Regions from separate parts of the Homo sapiens genome. Here region 2 is linked to region 1. A link is a loop called in an ENCODE intact Hi-C map of the cell type or tissue named here. Cell type or tissue: endothelial cell of umbilical vein. All regions are shown on one strand. Links, peaks and the distances in the headings refer to the core of each region. The heading gives the core; the rest is flanking DNA.

Region 1 (2,929 bases), core at 234-2,733:
AACCAAACACAGATCAAAAATACAATATTTGAGGGATGTGAAACCCGCCTATAAAGAGGGCTGAATTTTTGTACACACGGGTTCTGCTGAGTCAGCTGCTGGGCTTTAGGATGCTCGGATTTTGGTATCCACAGTGGGAGGAGTGTTGGAGATCCCGGAACCAAGCATCCCGTGGATATCAAGGGACGACTATATTTAACCTTTCTTCATAACCTTGTGGAAAGAGTAAAAGAAGGAAAAAATGTGTATGAGGGAGTAGGGGGGTAGGGGGAATGTTAGGAAGAAAGAAACTATGTGAACTAAGTTCAAAAATAACCGTGTGTGTTCTTTCTGATTTTCCAGTGTTTTCTTTCCATTTATAACAGTTCATTTGTGGAAACTCTAGATTAATCACAATAAGCAAACATTTCACTGTTGGCACATTCTATTACAAGACTTGTGAAAAGCATTTAGGATCAAATACTCAATACGTATGAAGGGATTTGAAAGTTAAAATTGTTTTTAAGTTGTGAGGTGTTAGGAGTAACAGTACAATCCCATTTTCCCAAATATATTTAAAATGTCTCTACAGTGTTAACTAAATGACACACCTTATATCACAGAAGGAAATTACTTAACAAATTCATAAGACAGTATAATCAGCATATGAGAAATCTACCTCTTCTTGTCTCCTCTTGCCTTTCCAGTCTCTTGTTGGCTTAAGTTTTTACCAGAATGATTTGGTAATATCAGGTGTGGAAGAGATAGAATGGGTGCGGTTTAGGAAAATAATTTGATTCTGTGTATTGGACATTTTAAAGAAGGCTCTTAAGGCTCAATTTTTAATGCTTAAGAAATTAAATGACTTTTAAATGCACTATTCCCTATGAAATTAAATACATACTCATACTTGCCACAAAATATCAAAAGATAGACTGCCAAAATATTCCAAAAATAAAGGTAGGCAAACTTGTTCGAAAGCAAAATACACAAAATGGGGTAAGCAATCAGGATGTAAATATTCAACATAGCAAAGTATGCAATAAAATCATTTTACAAACTAAAATGTATCAGGGAGGATCCAAGAATAAGTTGATTTTAGAGTGGTCTGTGGAAAACTAAAATAAACAAGAAAATATCTAGGGAAGTTTAAGAATGGGAGGAAATGAGTCATTGATAACATGCTTGCTCCAGAGGATAACCTTTGTACCAAACGGCAGAGAACTGACATCTAATCAGCAGAGGTTGGCCTTGGCAGTTTATGAAGGAACGTCCAGAGGGAGCACAGGAAAGGCAGTCCAATGATCCTTCCCTGAATTTTTTACTCTTCGATGTCAGGCTTTAATTCCCTTGAGATGGGGGAATTCAAATCCTAAGGATTCGTAAACTCCAAGGCTTTGGCATTTACTATATTTAACATCTGCGAATTTAGTAAACAACACTTCTGTGGAAAGGTAAGGGAAAAAAAAGATAATTTCCATTTTATGAAGTTTAACGTATATGCAGTTTGTGTGTGTATGCATATGTGTGTGTGGATAGAGTGTGGTAAAATAAAGATTAAAAACTCAAGGCCCAATGAAAGCTTTTAGAGAGATGCCTATATTCCCATGCCTTCATGACTGTAAATATATCCGCTATGACATACACTAGAAATTTATCCTTTGCTTTTCATATCTTATCTACTTGTATCACTCAGGACCACATTCTACTCCCACTAGTTTACATAGGTTAGTAACCTTGCACCGTACCTTAAAAACACTCAGAGTTTTAAATGTTCTATCACAAATGTTAAGGATTCCTTCCCTGAATCATAAATGTGCTTTGCTTTCATTATACAATCTTTTCTAAGGCAGGTATTAATGATTTATATTAGTTAATGATTTAAAAGGAACACAAAAATAAGATTGTGCAACATGGAGTTAGGAATCTCTTACAACTTTATCAGTTCAAGTCTGGTCCTTGTTGTGAGTCAACCACATTTTTAAACTACCTAATAGCCTATGGTCAAGTCATTTTTACATATGCCTAACAAAAGAGATATAGGTGACAAGTGCTGTAAAACTATTTTTTTTTTTTTTGAGACAGGACTTCACTCTGTTGCCCAGGCTGGAGTGCAGTGGCACAATTTCGGCTCACTGCAACCTCTGCCTCCTGAGTTCAAGAGATTCTCCCACCTCAGCCTCCCAAGTAGCTGGGACTACAGGCACATAACACCACACCTGGCTAATTTTTGTATTTTTTGTAGAAATTGGGTTTCACCATGTTGGCCAGGCTGGTTGGTCTCGAACTCCTAACCTCAAGGGATCCACCTGCCTTGGCCTCCCAAAGCGTTGGGATTACAGGTGTGAGCCACCACACCCGGCCTGCAAAACTTATTATAGTCCAGTGAACTACAGTCAACACCAATTTCAAGTTTCCAGTAGCTGATTTCAAGTTATGAGGTGGAGCAATGGCAAGCCCCACAGTGCTGATCCGTGTGACAATTGGTAACTTCAATTCTAGTTTGATGTGATTGACATGACTGAGGAAAGGATATGACTGAGTCCAGAAGGGTTGAGAGTTGCCTACTGACATTGCTACCATTCACCTTCCTTATTCTAGAGGTCTTGGCTAATGTGTCATTAAAAAACGTATTTCAAAGGAATACTTCATGACAATGAAGTGCTCATATGTGGTGATTAGACAACAGCTTACAAAACAATATGTTTAGTAATATTTGCAAAAACAATACATACGTACACACAGAGAGATGACTGGAAAGTTATACCCTGAAATGTTACAACTGTAGTACATAGAGTAGGTTTTATTTCCTTCTTTATACTTTTTCACATTTTTCAGTTTCCACAAATTTTTCTTCATAATGTGTTACTCTTTTATTTATTTATTTATTTTTACTTTAAGTTCCGGGATACATGTGCAGAATGCGCAGGTTTGCTAAATAGGTATATGT
Region 2 (2,929 bases), core at 281-2,780, 350 kb after region 1:
AGCAAGGAAGGGGGAGGAAAGAGGTTCAGAATATCCACCTACGCTGCTACTAAGCTTGTTGAAAAGAAAGCTGGTCTAATTTGACGTAGACTCTTCCCCTCTGGATCAGAAAAAACAGAAGCATTACAATATGCTATTCATACAGAAAGTGTGATTAGAAAAAAGGAAAATGCACATGTGGGGTTGAGAACATCTGCTGTAACAAGTCATCTAGAGACAGCTAAGCAGTGGCTTTAAAGCAGCTTGCTAGTGTTCGGCAGAAAGGATGAGGAGGCATGGGGATGGAGACCAATGGGATGAGAGTAATTAGGTCATGCACCAGCCTCCGTCCCATAGCTTTTATTTTCTCAGTGATCAGACCCAGAGTCTCGTCAGCAAGGAAACACTGTGATTAATGGCATCAGCCAAAAATATGACATGGAGATAGATTGCTCATAGTATGGTGCAGCTAGCTGGTGCCTGGGAAACAAGCTTACGAGACATAACGAAATTGTGCACCACACATAATGTGAAAGAGACCAGTTTCTTGGGAATGTTCTTACTTTTATTTCTAAGTCATATATTTTGGGGACCTTAAATCTACTTTATGTGACATGCAGTGATAGCTACTCGATTTTGTAGTTTTTCCATCCACAGTGAACTGTCAAGACTGTAGGAGTAAATAATGACTAATGTGCTCAGTTGCAGAGAGATCACTGATTACTTTGGATAATTGTTATTTATTACTTATTTTAGGCTTTTATTTATCTTTATTAATGGTGGAATAGTGTCCATTTTCTAGCAACTTTCACATGTAGAGTTTGAGGTTCCCCCATCCAGCTTTTTCAGTATTCTCATGGTTGAATAATCCTGACTTTAGTGCCACCAGGTATTTGTATGGCAATGTGTACTTTTCCAAGGTTCACTTATTTGCGTTACTTTATTTAATCCCCACAAACTTCCAGTGGGCAGATACACAGGTGGTGTAATCCTAATTTAAAAATTTGGATCACTGGAAATAATGAGGTTTACTTTTTTGCCTGAGATCACACAGCTGGTTCCTAATGTGAAATGCCTAGATCATACCTTTCTCCTGCAAGTTCTTCCAGAAACAGTATTGAGGCATTGGGGCTCATGGGGATTCTGATTGGTGCACTCCACTCAGATTCTGCTGATGAACTGATAACCCTCTAATCTGGGTCTCCAGCCTTGATTTTACCCCAAGCTCCAAACTCACTGCCCCTGCTTACCTGGCTTATCTACACACGGAGGTCTCACTAGCAAATGAGCTCAACCGAATTCATCAGTGTTCTGGCCCCTCCCAGACCTCGTGATCTTGAGTTCCTTATTCTAGAGAATGTCATAACCAAACTCTCAGTTGCCTTATTTCTGCGGCACCTGCCACTGTCCAGGGCTGGGCCTTCACCAGCAGCCCTCTAACCAGTGTCCCTGTCACCACCCTGAACTCCCCTCCTCCGCGTACATTCTCCCCATCACATTCACATGTGATGGGCTTTCTGAAATGCAAATCCGATCAGTCTCTTCCCTGAGACTTTCAATGGCTTCTCTTTGTATTTAAGATAAGATCTAAAATTCTTAACATAGCTTACAAGGGCTTACAGAATCTGGCCCTGTGTTTCCACCTTCCCTCACCACTCCCTCTTTTTCAGTGTATATTGAATATTTTCCGGCTTCCCAGAGTGTGCCCTGTTCTTTTTGCCTCCAGGCATCTGTACCAGCTGCTTTCTTTTGGAACTCTCAGCCTAGACACCCTGGCCTCTGGGATGCCTGCTCTGCCACAGCGCCCTCTGCTGTGCTCTGGGTCTCCGTCCATTTCCCTCCCTGGACTGTGTTGTCAGGAGCGCCTGAGGCATGGCCATCTTGTTTGACGTTGTATTCCCATATTGAGTACAGTGTATGAATCAGCTGGGTGGATGCGACATTTTTGTTGAATGTATAAACACATGTTTCTAGATTTCCAGTGTTCTTTTCACTGAGATAGTTCCCCACGAATGTGCTTAATATTCTCTGGTTGATTTTAGTATTAAATGTTGAGTTCTTCCTTCTCTAAGATGTCTGTACTTTGTAATTGTCCATAAAATTTCTCTTTTTTCCCCAGTATGATGCTTTACTCTGATTAAATCTGGTGGCTTTTTGGATGAACTTAACAGATATCAGTAACAAACATTTATCAAGTAATTCCTATGGGCCAGGCACTGTGTTAAGTATTTTTCATGAATTTTCTGCTTCCTTAAAATGATTCTGCAAGTTAAGTACTATTGTTATCCCCATTTTATAGATGAGAAAATAGACACAGAGAGATGAAATAATCTACCCAGTATCACAGCAAATAAGTAGTAGAGTTGGGTTTTGAACTCTGCAAGTCATATAGTTAAAGCCCGTCCAGCTTATGAAAAACAGAGCTATAATTTCTGTTTATAGAAATGCCTGTGTTTTTGTGAGTTTCATAAAGGTAGTAACTCTGAATTTATGGACTGAGCATAGGCTTTGAAGCTAGCGTTGTAGCTGTAAAAAAAAGGAAACCCAGTCTTGTCTGTGATGAAGATTAAATGAAATAATGAACATAAAATATAGAACATAGGGACTGGTATATTGTAGACCCCTGGAAAATGATAACCGCTTATATTGAAGTTGTTCTAACTCTTCTACTAGCTTACCTCACTGAACTTGAGAACTTAAGCAGTTCCAGTGGGGTGGGGGTTTGCTAAAGAGAAAGTTGGATTTTTCAGTCTAAATAGAAAACTTATTTATAAGAAAACTGGAATGGCTAAGAAAAAGGGAACTTTGGATTTAGCTTGGACTGTATACACTTATATGAAGTTCATTTTAGCTTATTTTATGATTATGTTCCATACACATCTGTGAGCCAACATGGAAACCTAGAAGAGTGGCTATTTTCAACACTTCAAAAGTGCTAATTACATACTGG

Evidence for each region. Peaks named below come from ENCODE experiments on the same cell type or tissue, not always from the same donor. Only the 100,000 strongest peaks of a DNase experiment are listed, where the experiment ranks them.
Region 2: a loop joins it to region 1, with 2.0 times the contacts of the local background. A loop is called at or near these places in 1 of 110 quality-filtered maps.

Annotation. Positions count from the first base shown.
Region 1 is chr2:190,333,468-190,336,396 of GRCh38, forward strand. No RefSeq gene overlaps it. Among named protein-coding and RNA genes, the nearest start is that of INPP1, 8.7 kb to the right of the region's middle. In endothelial cell of umbilical vein, for the core only: no CTCF peak of the experiment used is centred there; DNase peaks (open chromatin) are centred at 514 and 1,204; H3K27ac peaks cover 1,592 bases.
Region 2 is chr2:190,678,691-190,681,619 of GRCh38, forward strand. All of the region lies in intron 6 of NAB1 (NGFI-A binding protein 1), which reads left to right. Among named protein-coding and RNA genes, the nearest start is that of NAB1, 31 kb to the left of the region's middle. RefSeq lists an enhancer at 48-97. In endothelial cell of umbilical vein, for the core only: a CTCF peak has its summit at 1,801 (motif pointing left); no DNase peak of the experiment used is centred there; H3K27ac peaks cover 10 bases.